Regions from separate parts of the Homo sapiens genome. Here region 2 is linked to region 1. Evidence: chromatin contacts called from ENCODE Hi-C or POLR2A ChIA-PET data. All regions are on one chromosome and are shown on one strand. Each heading gives the region's core, a stretch centred on a gene start or an enhancer-like site at or near the end of the contact. The rest is flanking DNA. Distances are from core to core; before and after follow the strand shown.

Evidence for each region. Hi-C counts contacts between places; a loop is a spot of excess contacts on that map. ChIA-PET counts read pairs that join two places held with the same protein, here RNA polymerase II (POLR2A). Pooled maps may share reads with other maps.
Region 2: a map of endothelial cell of hepatic sinusoid shows a loop between it and region 1 (6-fold over the local background). The contact joins two enhancer-like sites. A Hi-C loop is called at or near these places in 2 of 168 maps with a recorded cell type or tissue (PC-9 and endothelial cell of hepatic sinusoid) and 6 of 50 pooled maps. POLR2A ChIA-PET finds 5 or more read pairs at or near these places in 2 of 52 experiments (A673 and AG04450).

Annotation. Positions count from the first base shown.
Region 1 is chr1:205,271,506-205,278,259 of GRCh38, forward strand. TMCC2 (transmembrane and coiled-coil domain family 2) reads left to right here. Exons shown (of 5, transcript NM_014858.4): 5 at 308-1,838. The coding sequence ends at 619. Among named protein-coding and RNA genes, the nearest start is that of TMCC2-AS1, 38 kb to the left of the region's middle. RefSeq lists enhancers at 208-352, 2,555-3,136, 3,137-3,719, 4,328-4,987, a cis regulatory region at 280 and a silencer at 2,016-2,310. Within about 2 kb of position 3,771, at least 11 of the 41 ENCODE cell types and tissues checked have a DNase peak (open chromatin) inside an H3K27ac peak, as active enhancers do.
Region 2 is chr1:205,377,358-205,384,111 of GRCh38, forward strand. LEMD1 (LEM domain containing 1) reads right to left here. Exons shown (of 6, transcript NM_001199050.2): 6 at 4,021-4,499. The coding sequence ends at 4,301. LEMD1-AS1 (LEMD1 antisense RNA 1) reads left to right here. Exons shown (of 4, transcript NR_038425.1): 2 at 1,697-1,968; 3 at 4,670-4,787. LOC105371698 (a long non-coding RNA gene) reads right to left here and starts at 1,293. Exons shown (of 3, transcript XR_922462.2): 1 at 1,075-1,293; 2 at 924-952. Within about 2 kb of position 5,379, at least 2 of the 41 ENCODE cell types and tissues checked have a DNase peak (open chromatin) inside an H3K27ac peak, as active enhancers do.

The sequences.
Region 1 (6,754 bases), core at 2,521-5,020:
TTGATGGCAGCTTCGCAAATGAGTATTTGGAGTTTCCAGGCTCCAGCCTGCCTCAAGAGGGAGCCAGCTGGGATTGGGCCAGCTCTTTTCCTTCCCTAGTAATCAAGACTCTCATTTCCTAGCATCCTCCCCAAAGAGTCATCCTTAAAGGTCTCTGACCCCAGTTGCAGCTGGTCAACCTCCACTCCTCCTGGCCTTTGGAGAGGAGACTTCGTTATAGGCACCTTCTCAGTGGGGTAGGTAGGTTTTCAGCCTAGGGGTCCTGCCCATCCTGAGCGCACACATGCCAGCCCCTCTGCCCCTGCAGGAGGCCGTGGAGTCCTGCCTGACCCGGGTCACCAAGCTGGAGCTGCAGCAGCAACAGCAGCAGGTGGTACAGCTGGAGGGCGTGGAGAATGCCAACGCGCGGGCGCTGCTGGGCAAGTTCATCAACGTGATCCTGGCGCTCATGGCCGTGCTGCTGGTGTTCGTGTCCACCATCGCCAACTTCATCACGCCCCTCATGAAGACACGCCTGCGCATCACCAGCACCACCCTCCTGGTCCTCGTCCTGTTCCTCCTCTGGAAGCACTGGGACTCCCTCACCTACCTCCTGGAGCACGTGTTGCTGCCCAGCTGAGTGGCCAGCCACACCAACCCTGTGCTCTCTGGCCCCCAGCTGGCCACACTTCTCCAGGAGGGACCCTTGGACTTCTTTGTGTGTCCAGTTTGGCCTCCTGCCCAAACTGTCCATTCCAGCAGCTCCTGCCCCCTTCTCTGTACTTGCTTCTGTCTGACACCTTCTCCCTGTTGGCCTGAAGGGAGCTTAGAATGCAGCCCTACCTGGAGATAGTGCGGGCACCTGTGGCCAAGTGGAGCAGAGGTGGACATGGGGTTGGATTGTTTTGATTATTTATAGTTACACAAGGACTTCTCCCAGCTGACCCTCAGGATGCCCCAAGTCAGGAAGACCATTAAGAATAGGAGGAGAGGGCTCTGCCTCAACTTTCCTAGGAAAGAGCCCACCTCGGAGATAGCTACGGTTTTCTCTGGTGGAGATGGTGAGGATGAAGGCTGGAGAGTGAGGGAGGAGGCTCTGCTGGCCGCAGAGAACACAGGGATGGGAGGGTCCCTAGCCTTCGGGCACCTCCAGGGCCAGAGAGCAGGCTCAGAGCAGCTAGTGTGGAGCTCAGCATCCCCACCCCACCCCTCCTCCCTGTAGAGCTGATTTGAGGCCTCCTTCTGGGGCTGGGCTCTGCAGGCCAGGTGGGTGTGGCCTGTGTTTTCCCTTCTGTTCTTTCTGCCTGTACTGGATCTGTTATTTTCAGGGAAACAGGCCCCAGGGCCCCCCTGAGCCTCACCCTAAGCCCTTAGGCCTCTGAGAGTGCTGTTGGGTTCTATTTATTTATTTATTTGTTCCTTTGTTCCCTACCCGTGCCCCCAGTGTCTTCCCTGCTGAGTACCAGGAGAGGTCCTGCCCCATCCTCTCTCTGAAGCCAGGGCCCTTCCATTCCATTTAGCCTTTGGATCATCCTGGCTGGGAGAAGTGGGACCGAGCCACCCAGCCCCACTATCCCCAAGCAGCCCTACAGCCGGGATGGGAGGCACGTGGCCTCTCTTTTATCCGTCTATTTATTTTGTAAGTGTATTCGTGTGGAGGAGGTTGTTGCTTTATTTTTTTAAGGCTCTGGAGTGTTGTGTATGGTTTCTTTTCACATCCCAGCCTCCCATGGGCACTTCTAAGAAGAGAGGGGATTTCTTGGAAAAGGAGAGAGGAATCCCCTAGAGCAGGGAAAGCAGTGCCTGCCAGCTGTTGTGCACCTTCCTGAGAAATAAATATCCTCTAAATTTTCAAACCATCCTGTCTGGTGTTGGTTGATTAGGTTGTGTCTGTGGGAACCACCACGTCTCTCCCCACACCCAAGCATTCTGGGTAACACAGGCTAGGCCTCTCCTGTTGACCTGAGGCCCTCTTCCTCCAGAATCCGACAAGGAACAAGGCATGGCCTAAGCGGTATGATAGAAGGGATGATATCCACCCCATCCAGGCCTCTTAGAGTCCAGGCAAAGGCAATTAGGAGAGAGATTTCCATAGCTCGGAGCAGGTGAGCCACCAGCGGCCTGAATGGCAGCAGCCATACCCAAGTGAGGCCACGAGAGGGCAGCAGAGTCCTTACGCTAACACTTTCTCCCGGTGCAGCCCCAAAGAAGGCAGCTGCTGGAGTTAGCTTGGTTTTCTCAGAGCCGTCAGCCAGAGCACAGAGCACCTGCTCTCCAGGTGCTGGAGCATGGGCTTGAGTGTAGTGACCAGGCCCTCTGTGGCTGCAGCACCCACTCCCGGCAGTTCACACAGATGGGCACCCTAGATGGCACTGCACTCCCAGCAGTAACCCTGTGGGGGTTTAGGAGAGGCCACCTGAATCTCCCTGCTGGGATGAAAAGATGCTGACTTCCAGCATCTGGAACAGGAGGGATGGTGGGAAATGCACCCACCCCAGAGACCTGGGTCCTGGCCCATAGTGAGTAGATGGCAGCCAACTCACATCTCTCTGCACCTCAGTCTCCACATCAGCGGTAGAGGATGTGCAGCAGCTCACTTCGAAGGGCTTGGACATTCTGCAGTTCTGTGGGTCTGACAAATCAGAAGTTGCCGCTGTACTTGTGGCCTCAGGCTTGAGGAGACAACAAGAGTCAGAGACAGTGCTGTCACCAGATTGGAGAGAAGGCTGTGCTGGTGCCACGGGGGGTGGCATTGGTGGCTCATCCTCACCCTCTGCACAATGTAAGAGTTTCACTAGGTGACCTTGCCGGGGCCTTCCAACAGTGTCATTCCTGGACCCTACACTCACCTCCCTTGGGGGCCACAGGTGTCCTAGAGCCCACATTCCTGGGCCCCAGGTGGGGGGTGGCTGCCCCAGGCTGCAGACATTTCCCACATTCCTCCCCAAGGTCAGGTGCCTTCCCTGAATTAAATGTCACTGCCAACAACAGCCCACACTGAAAGGGAGGAGGAAAAAGGGAGGGAGGGTGGCGGCCATGCTCAGCTGATCCTGAGACTGACAGCGAACAGAGGAGGTGGGGGAAGACCAGCCCCAGCTACACAGGGTCATCTGCAAAAAGGACAGAACACCAGCCTGTGTTTGCCTTATCATGACAACGTGTCTAATAAAGCCCTGCCTGTCTGGGACTCTGATGGTCACTGATGCTTCCTTGTTTGTGTTTGAGCCTTCTCGCCCTTTAGAAAAAAGGGGGTGCGGCCCGGCATGATGGCTTACGCCTGTAATCCCAACACTTTGGGAGGCCAAGGTGGGTGGATCACCGGAGGTCAGAAGTTCGAGACCAGCCTGACCAACATGGTGAAACCCCATCTCTACTTAAAATACAAAATTAGCCGGGCGTGGTGGCACATGCCTATAATCCCAGCTACTTGGGATGCTGAGGCAGGAGAATCACTTGAACCTGGGAGGCGGAGGTTGCAGTGAGCCAAGAGTGTGCCATTGCACTCCAGCCTGGGCGACAAGAGTGAAACTCTGTCTCAAATAAAAAAACAAAAAAAAAGAAGGAAAAAAGGGAGTGCATTGCCCCCACTTCAACCTGGCCTCCTTTGCTGGGGACCGTTCTTCAGAATGCAGGGCCAACAGGCAGGTCCTTCCCAGAGCATCTGTCATGCAGGTCCCAGCCCCTCACCTGAGGGTCCGGAGGTCTCAGCCAGGCTGGTATGCTCCCCTCAGCCTGGGTCCACTACAGAGGGAGTAGCTAAGAATTCATGTTGAAGTTGGCACGTTACTGCTCCAGCAGCACTGAGCAGGCAGGTGGCATGTTTACCATGCCCGTGCAGAGCTGGCACTCCCTGCCAACCTCATCAAAACTGTAGGGCTACAACAGGTGCAGCCCTGGCAAACAGCAAAGCAGGCAGACAGCACAGGCCAGCAGGAGGTGACTTAACCCCTGCCAGCACAGGTTACTCTGGAGTGGTTCTGAGCTATGGAGGGAGGGAAGGGAGGAGGAAAGACTTGGGGCCACAGGGTGGGAGAGGAGGGGAGCTGCAGCCTGGGCACCTGGAGGGATCTTCATGGCAGGTTCAATTTCCCTTTCAAAGCCAGGGCCCTTAAGTCAAGTCTGGATCCCAATATTAAGGAGCCAGCAGACCTAGGCTCAAACCCCAGTGCTGCCACTCACCTTGGACAGGGTTCCAGCTGCTCTCAGCCCAATCTCCTCATCTTCCAGGAGGAATGGAGATGACATGGCACTGGCTCACAGGCTTGGGTGCAGGAGACTTGACATTCTGCAGGTCAAGACTTAAGCACAAGGCCTAGAATATGATGGATTAACCCGAGACTGGACTTATTACTGCTCCTCTTTCCTGAGCCTGTAAGATATTAAGATGCAGAAGAACTCTTCAGGGAAGTCTAAGGCCGACCCCACAGGAACATACAAGGCCAAGGGTGGCTAAGTGAGCCTCAGCCTCTGATTCTGGAAAACCTAATAGAGGTCCTTAGGGTTCCTCTTCCCTGGGAACCCAGAGCCTGCTTATTCCCAGCAGCCTCTCCCCTCGGTCTGGTAGACAAAGCTGGTCCAGTCCCAAGAGGCCAAGCCCCAGCTTGAGAGAGGACTGGATTCAGCCTATTTGACCCAAGATGGCTGCCAACACCCCAGCTCCACAAGTGTATCAGTCTGTGGGTCCCTCCCGCCTCCAGCCCATGGTCCTGGGTGTGGGGTCTAGGAAGGAGAGCAGGAATCAAGATGCCTGCTTTTGAGTTGAGACTGTGGAGGTTGTGGGCCTCAGTTTCCCCAGCTGAAACATGGGGATAATCATATCCGTGCTGCCCAACTGTTAGGACACCGGTGAGGCTCGTAGGTGTCAGCTATGAGTGCCTGCCCCATGACACCCCAGGATCTCACTCTAGGGGAATGACCTGTTAGAATGCTGCCAGCCATCTGGGGCCCCCAGGGAGGGCTTTGATCTGCCCAGGGACAGGGCTGGGCAGGGCTTGGGAAAGCAGCCAGCAGTGACCCATGGGCCTGACGGCTTGCAGCCAAACTCCAGATGCAGATGGAAGGAGGAAGCTTGGTCCCCACTAGGCTGCGGGGAGGCATGTGGGGAAGGAGGGGAGGCTGAGACTTGTCCCAGCACATTTGGGCCTGCTGGCAGGTCCTGAGTCACTCAGCCAGAAGAGCAGTCGGGGTGGTGACAGCAGCGATGCCCGCCAGACACAGGGCCTCCCAGGAGAGCACTCCCGCCTTGGTCCCCCCATACCCCAAGGCTCGACTGTCCGGATGAAGCATCCTGGGCCCAGCGGTGCCACCTCAGCCATGCGCCTGCCTCCAGGCAGCCATCCACTAAGCTGGCTCTGATTCCAAAAGCCCCAGAGGTGATCCTGAGAGGTCTGGGTGCCCAGTCTCGGCGCCCTGCCAGCCTCAGCTGAAGGTTCTCTTGTTGCCCTTACTGTGTTTTTTTGTTTTGTTTTGTTTTTAAGTGAAACAAATTATTTCAGTTTAATTTTCTCAGCATGTATCTGGCATTAAGTAGTTGTTATAATTTTTTTTCCATAGGTTATTGGGGAACAGGTGGTGTTTGGTTACATGAGTAAGTTCTTTAGTGGGGATTTGTGAGATTTTGGTGCACCCATCACCCAAGCAGTGTGCACTGTACCCTATTTGTAGTCTTTTATCCCTCTCTTGTTGCCTTACTTTGATTTTTTTTTTTTTTTTTTGAGACAAAGTCTTGCTCTGTCGCCCAAGCTGGAGGGCAGTGGCACGATCTTGGCTCACTGCAACCTCCACCTCCTGGGTTCAAGCTATTCTCCTGCCTCAGCCTCCTGAGCAGCTGGGACTACAGGTGTGTGCTACCATGCCCAGCTAATTTGTTTTTTGTTTGTTTGTTTGTTTTGTTTTTTTGAGACGGAGTTTTGCTCTTGTTGCCCAAGCTGGAGTGAAATGGAATGATCTTGGCTCACCGTAACCTCCGCCTCCCAGGTTCAAGTGATTCTCCTGCCTCAGCCTCCCAAGTAGCTGGGATTACAGGCATGCGCCACCATGCCTGTAATACTAATTTGGTATTTTTAGTAGAAATGGGGTTTCTCCATGTTGGTCAGGTTGGTCTCGAACTCCCAACCTCAGGTGATCTGCCCACCTCAGCCTCCCAAAGTGCTGGGATTACAGGTGTGAGCCACTGCACCCAGCCTCATTTTTGTATTTTTAGTAGAGACTGGGTTTTACCATATTGTCCAGGCTGGTCTCGAACTCGTGACCTCAGGTGATCCACCTGCCTCAGCCTCCCAAAGTGCTGGGATTACAGGCATGAGCCACTGCGCCCGGCCACTTTGGTTATTCTTGCTGTGATCTCAGCTCCCTGAAGATAAGTCTCAAGTAAACACTTTAGAAAGATCTGAGTGTTTCTCTGGCTGGTCTGGGGCTCTGTTCTTTGCTCTCCTGTAGGAAGAGTGAGTCCTCTCCGTACCACCCTAGTTAAGAAACCATCCACTCCTACCTGGCGCTGTCTCCAGCTATTACTTAACTGGGGTCCCTCTGTCCTTTTTCTAGTTGGGGTCAGCCCCAGTCACCCATACTGAGCGTGGAGATGGAGAAGAGAGGATTTCCCATGAAACTGGTCATTAAATGAACTCATGCAAGAGACAAGTCACCAACACAGACCTGATGTCTCTCTGACCGGCATCCTCCTCTCGAGCTTCTCAGCCAAGTGTGGCCTGGCCTGGCCAGGCCAAGGGTGGGAAGACCTGAGTGATGGGATTCCGACTTCTGAGAAGGAAAAGGC
Region 2 (6,754 bases), core at 4,129-6,628, 110 kb after region 1:
CTGAGGCTACAGGCATGCACCACCATACATGGATAATTTTTGTATTTTTTGTAGAGACAGGGTTTTGCTATGTTGCTTAGGCTGGTCTCAAACTCCTCAGCTCAAGCGATCTGCCCGCCTCAGCCTCCCAGAGTGTTGGGATTATAGGTGTAAGCCACCATGCCTGGCCAACCAAAGTGTTTTTTTCTACTCCCACCCACCACAACAGTTCTGACACCAGATGTGTGGGTTTTTTCCCCACACACCAAGCAATTCTGGCACCAAATTCTCCATCAGACACCAACTGGATGCCCTATAATTTAATTCAATTCCAACACTGTCTGCCTAGGCACAGCATCAGATCCCACAGGTTCGGGGCTCAGTCTCAGAAGACTGCCCCCCACTTCCAATGCCAGTTAAGAACCCTACATTGTGACCTGTGCTTCTGAACAACCGACTATAAATCAAGGTTCCTAGGACCCTCTCCTTGGGTTAGATTAATTTCCCAGGGTGGTTCACAAAACTAAGGGAAACACTTCCCTTACATGTATTGGTTTAATAATAAAGGGTGCAGATGAGCATTCAGATGGAAGAGATGCACAGGGTGAAGCATGTGGGAAGGGGCACGGAGCTCCGCGCTGTTTCTAGCACTCCACCCTCCAGGCATCTCCACAGGTTCAGCTACCCAGAACCTGCTTCTGAACCCACTCCTTCTGGGTTTTTATAGCGGCTTCATTATGGAGGCAAGATTGATTAAATCACTGGCCATTGATGATTGACTTAACCTTCAGTTCATCTCCCTTTCCTGGAGTTTGGGGGGATGGGACTGAAAGTTCTAACCCTAGAATCCTGCCTTGATCTTTCTGGTGACCTGTCCCCATCCTGAAGCTATCTAGTGGCCGCCAGCCACCAGTCATGTCAAATAGCATAAAAAAGACACTTACCATTCAGGAGATTCCAACAGTTTTAGGAACTGTGTGCCAGGAACCGGGGCAGAGACAAAATATAAATTTTTTATTATATCACTATATCACAGCATCTGATAGGGATGGGCCACCACAATGCTTCCCAAACTTTAATTTGGGTAGGAATCACCTGGGATCCTGTTGAAATGCAGATTCTGGCTCAGTAGTTGGGACGGAGCCTGAGATGCTGATACTGCTGGTTGGGAACTCACACCTTGAATGGTCAGACACAAAAGTAATTGTCTGTGCAGTCTCTTTAAACTGATTCCAGAATTCTAACATAAAAGAACTGGGAAAAGTTGAAAATAATGGAGGAAACTTTCTAGAAGTTTTATTTTTTATCATGTTTGGTTTTATTAAGAACGGAAGTATTGGTGGAGCGCAGTGGCTCACGCCTGTAAACCCAGCACTTTGGGAGGATCACATGAGCCCAGGAGTTCGGAACCAGCCTGGGCAACACGGTGAAACCCCATCTCTATAAAAAATACAAAAAAAATTAGCCAGATATGGTGGCACATGCCTGTAGTCCCAGCTACTCGGGAGGCTGAGGTGGGAGGTTCACTTGAGCCCGGGAGGTGGAGGTTGCGGTGATCCACCACACTCCAGCCTGGGTAATAGAGTGAGACCCTGTCTCAAAACAAACAAACCAAACAACACAACAGAAGTTTTCTTTTTTAAGTGCATGTGGCCACCACTGTAGGTTGGCTCTGCTTACTCCTATGACCAATCCTCTTCTCCCTCTTCTAACACAGAGGCTGCCAAGGCTCCAGCGCCCACTTTCTCAGCCTCCCTTGCTGCTCAGGATGAAATATGTAGAGCTGGAGAAGAGACATGGTTAGTCCTTACGTCCTGCCTTAAATGATGATGTGATGGCCATTATCTGGATCCTTCATGGAATTTCGGCAGTTCCAACGTGTCAGGCCAGTGTCTGGGATTCTCTCAGCCTTTCGCTTTTTCCCCTGGGAGTCGGACAGCTGCTGCAGCTCAGTCAGACCAAACCTCTCTGAATACCACCAAGAATCGGGTCAGTTTCGCATCTCCTTGATCATAATTTTTTCTGCAGCTGGTTTGTTTGAATCAGAATTATATTACATTTTTGGTCATTTTAAACAATATTGGACATCTTAAACTCTAGACTTTTTTTTGTTTTTGAGACGGAGTTTCAAAAAACTCAGGCTGTAGTGCAATGGCATGATCTTGGCTCACCGCAACCTCCACCTCTCGGGTTCAAGTGATTCTCCTGCCTCAGCCTCCCGAGTAGCTGGGATTACAGGCATGTGCCACCACGCCTGGCTAATTTTGTATTTTTAGTAGAGACACGGTTTGTCCATGTTGGTCAGGCTGGTCTTGAACTTCCAACCTCAGGTGATCCTCCCACCTAGGCCTCCCAAAGTGCTGGAATTACAGGGTTGAGCCACAGCGCCTGGCCCTAGACTTCTTTTTATGAGATAAAAATAAATCTCTGTTTAAGCCAGTCTTACTAGAGTTTTATGATCCTTGCATTCAAACTGTAATACAGTATGCAGTTTTTCAAAAATTTCTTCTTCTTTTTTTGTTTTATAGGCAGGATCTTGCTATGTTGTCCAGGCTGGTCTCAAACCCCTGGCCTCAAGCGATCCTCCCACCTCAGCCTCCCAAAGTGCTGGGATTACAAGCATGAGCCACCACATCCAGACAGAATGCAATTTTTAAAAATTAATATTTATATTCTCTCATTAGCAAACTGATACACACTACTTACAGAAATCTTTAAAAATATTTAAAAAGTAGAAATAGGGGGAAAAATTAGAGCTCCAGTCACCGAAGTACTCTTAACATTTTGACATATTTTCTTCCAGTGTTGTGCAGTTGTGATAATATGGTACAACAAATTTGTGTCCTTTTTTGTTTACCATTAAAATGAGCACCTTAAGAATTTCTTTTTGGAATGATGAAAATATTCTAAAATTTATTGCGGGAATGATTGCATAACCCTATGAATATACTAAAAATCATTGAACTGTAACCCTCAGTAGGTGAATTATATGGCATATAAATTATTTATCTCTCTCTCTACATATATATATTTTAAGAGATAGGGCCCAGGCTGGAGTGAAGTAGTGTGATCACAACTCACTGCAGCCTTGAACTCCTGGACTCAAGCAATTCCCCTATCTCAGCCTTCCACAATAAAGCTATTTTTTAAAAAAATTTTTAAATAAGCATTTTCAGGCTGGGCATGGTGGCTCATGCCTGTAATCCCAGCACTTTGGGAGGCCGAGGCAGGTGGATCATGAGCCCGGGCTGTTGCCCAGGCTGAAGTGCAGTGGCACGATCTCTGCTTACTGCAACCTCTGCCTCCTGGGTTCAAGTGATTCTCCTGACTCAGCCTCCCGAGTAGCTGGGACTACAGGCATGCGCCACCACACCCGGCTAATTTTTTGTATTTTTAGTAGAGACAAGGTTTCGCCATGTTGGCCAGGCTGGTCTTGAACTCCCGACCTCAAGTGATCCACCCACTTCGGCCTCCCAAAGTGCTGGGATTACAGGCGTGAGCCACCATGCCCAGCCTTTGGTGCTTTTTTGTACCTAGAATTAGCTCCTCCCATATTGTGCCAAAGTGTAACATTGCTTAAGCATTTATTGAGTGCTTGCTACAAGTCAGGTGTGGACCACACTAAGTCCACTACTCACATTATTTCCTCAAATTCTTCATCACCCTAAGAGGCCTATTCTACCCCTATTTTTGAAAGCTGAAATTGAAACTCCAGGAGGACAACTAACTCACCCAAGGTCACAGGGCCGATAAAGAGAGGAGCCGGGTGCCTACACAGCTCTGCCTGGTCCCTGAGGCCATGGTTATTACATTCCTTTGTCAGATGGTAATTTTTTAGAACCTTGCTAAGTTTCAAAGGCAAAAATGCTATCCTGTTCTAAATTGTTTTCATGGTGTTGGACATTTCTTTGTGTTTACTAAACTAGACACATTCTTCTGCTGTAAATTAGCTGTTTCCCAGAATTGGCTATACAATTGGAGGAGTGAATAAAATGCGACCTATGGCTTGTCACCATACTTAGAAAGAAAAACGCCAGACAGTTTCCTTGTTTGACGCCTGCTCAAATATGGAAGCACCTTTAATGAGAGTTGACATGACTTGGGGGATTTCCTAACCATCATGCTCTTAACACAGGTGCCTGGTTAGGCAGGTTCCTTCCACCTGGCTGAGCCCAGACACCGATCTGTGAGAGCAGCACAGTGCAAGGGAAGGCTCCCTGCAAGGGAGGGCTGCAGGCTAGGCTGGCCCTTCAGGGTAGTGTTTTGGTTCTTTCCTGAAGCAGGAGGCCTCGCTTGGAGCATTGCTTTGCTCCTAAATTACTTAACCAAACAGCGACTTATTTTCCACAGTCAGGTAGACAAACACCACAATGATGAAAATACCAAGCACAGCAAGCTTCAAGCCCACTGGGAAACCTTCTTCTCTCCAGCTCTCGATAGTCTGGTCTTCCGCGCAGTAGTCTCTCTCTTTGGTGATAGTCCCATATGTGATTCTGGTGCTTGGTGCTCTTGCAGCCCACCTGTGAAAACATCAGTGGCTCTTAGGATTGTGGACAGCTGTGGTGCACTTGAGTAGCCCCTTAAAGTGTGTGGGTCTTGAAGCCCAAGGGTGCAGTCATGGTGGGGCTTTAGAGGTAGCCTCTCCTTACTAAAAACCTAGGCTAATTTCTTTTTTTTTCTTTTAAGACAGGATCTTGTTCTGTTGTCCAGGCTGGAGTGCAGTGGTACAATCACAGCTCACTGCAGCCTTAACCTCCTGGGCTCAAGACATCCTCCCACGTCTGCCTCTCGAGTAGCTCGGACCACAGGTACATGCCACCACCCCCAGCTAATTAAAAAAAAAAATTTCGTAGGCCAGGTGTGGTGGTTCACACCTGTAATTCCAGCACTTTGGGAGGCCAAGGCAGGCAGACTGCTTGAGCCCAGGAGTTCGAAACCCTGTCTCTACAAAAAATATAAAAATTAGCTGGGCATGGAGGCTGAGATGGGAGAATCAGTTGAGCCGAGGAGTTTGAGGCTGCAGTGTACTATGATTGTGCCACTGCACTCCAGCCTGGGTGGCAGAATGAGACCCTGTCTCCAAAAAAATTAAAAAATAAATTTTTTTGTAGAGACGAGGGCTCACCATGTTGCCCAGGCTGGTCTCAAACTCCTGGGCTCAAGGGATCCTCCCACCTCAGCCTCCCAAAGTGCTGGGATTACAGGCGTGAGCCACTGTGCCCAGTCTCTAATTTCAACAAGTGATACTAACAGCGTATTGGGGGATATGAGGTCTCTCAAATCCCACAAAACATTTCTTCATTGTTTCCACCCACTTGTGTATCACTTCTCAATGCCGGCATAAAGCCTGACTTGGCACAGGCCTTGCAGATCCCCAAGTCCTCGCTGGGAAATTGTATAAGTGGATGGGAAGCCTCAGTACTCAGGCCCCCTCCTTCCTCCCTTCTCAAGTACAAACACCACCTTTCAGGGTGGAGAGGAAAAGCGCCTTTGCAATCTGCTTATTTTGCACTTAAAAAGGCAAGAGTACTTTCTGAAATTTTTTTGCAAGAGCCTTATGTTTCCACTAGCCTAATTCTGCAAAACCTGCTGAAGTTTATTCAGAAGTTAGGAAACTCTCCAGAAAGCTTTACTTTCTGACTAATACAATTGCCTGTCTTGAGCTTTTATTTGAACTACTTACTCTTTTTATTCGTTTTTAAAAATTGATACATAATAGATTTACATATTTGAGGGTATATGTAATTTTATATTACATACATATTTTTTTGAGACAGGGTCTCACTCTGTTGCCCAGGCTGGAATGCAGTGGCGTGATCATAGCTCACTGCATTGCAGCCTTGAACTCCTGGGCTCAACTAATCCTTCTGCGTCAGCCTCCCAGGTAACTGGGACTGTAGGCACATACCACCATGCCTGGCTAATTTTTAAATTTTTCTGTAGAGACAGGATCTCACTATTTTGCTTAAGCTGATCTCAAACTCCTGGCCTCAAGTGATCCTCCTACCTCAGCCTCCCAAAATGCTGGGATTACAGGCATGAGCCACTGTGCCCAGCCAACATGTGCTATTCTGATACCTTCATATAATGTGTAAAGATCAAATCAGGGTAATTAGGATATCCACCACCTTAAATATTTATCTTCTCTTTATGCTAGGAATGTTTAAATTATTCTCTTCTAGCTATTTTGAAGTGTTCAATAGGTTATTGTTAACTAAAGCCACTCTTCTGACCTATTGAACCCTAGGTCTTATTTATCCTATTTAACTGTGTATTTATATCCTTTTTTTTTTTTCTTTTTTCTTTTTTTTTTTTGAGGCAGAGTCTCGCTCTGTCACCCAGGCTGGAGTGCAGTGGCATGATCTCGGCTCACAGCAAGCTCCGCCTCCCTGGTTCAAGCAATTCCCCTGCCTCAGCCTCCCGAGTAGCTGGGATTACAGGCGCATGCCACCACGTCTGGCTAATTTTTTTGTGTTTTTAGTAGAGATGGGGTTTCACCATGTTGGCCAGACTGGTCTCGAACTCCTGACCTCAGGCAATCCATCTGCCTCAGCCTCCCAAAGTGCTGGGATTACAGGCAAGAGCCACCGCACCCGGCCTTATATCCTTTACATTTTTTTTTTTTTTTTTGCCTCTTGCCCACCTTCCAAGGCACAAATAGAAAGAAATGTTTCCAAATGGCTACACATCAGGAGACTTGGGCTGTGATCTCAGTCCACTGCGACTTTTGCCCTGTCTTCCCAGTTCTCCCGGGCCTATTTCCTTATCTCTAAAT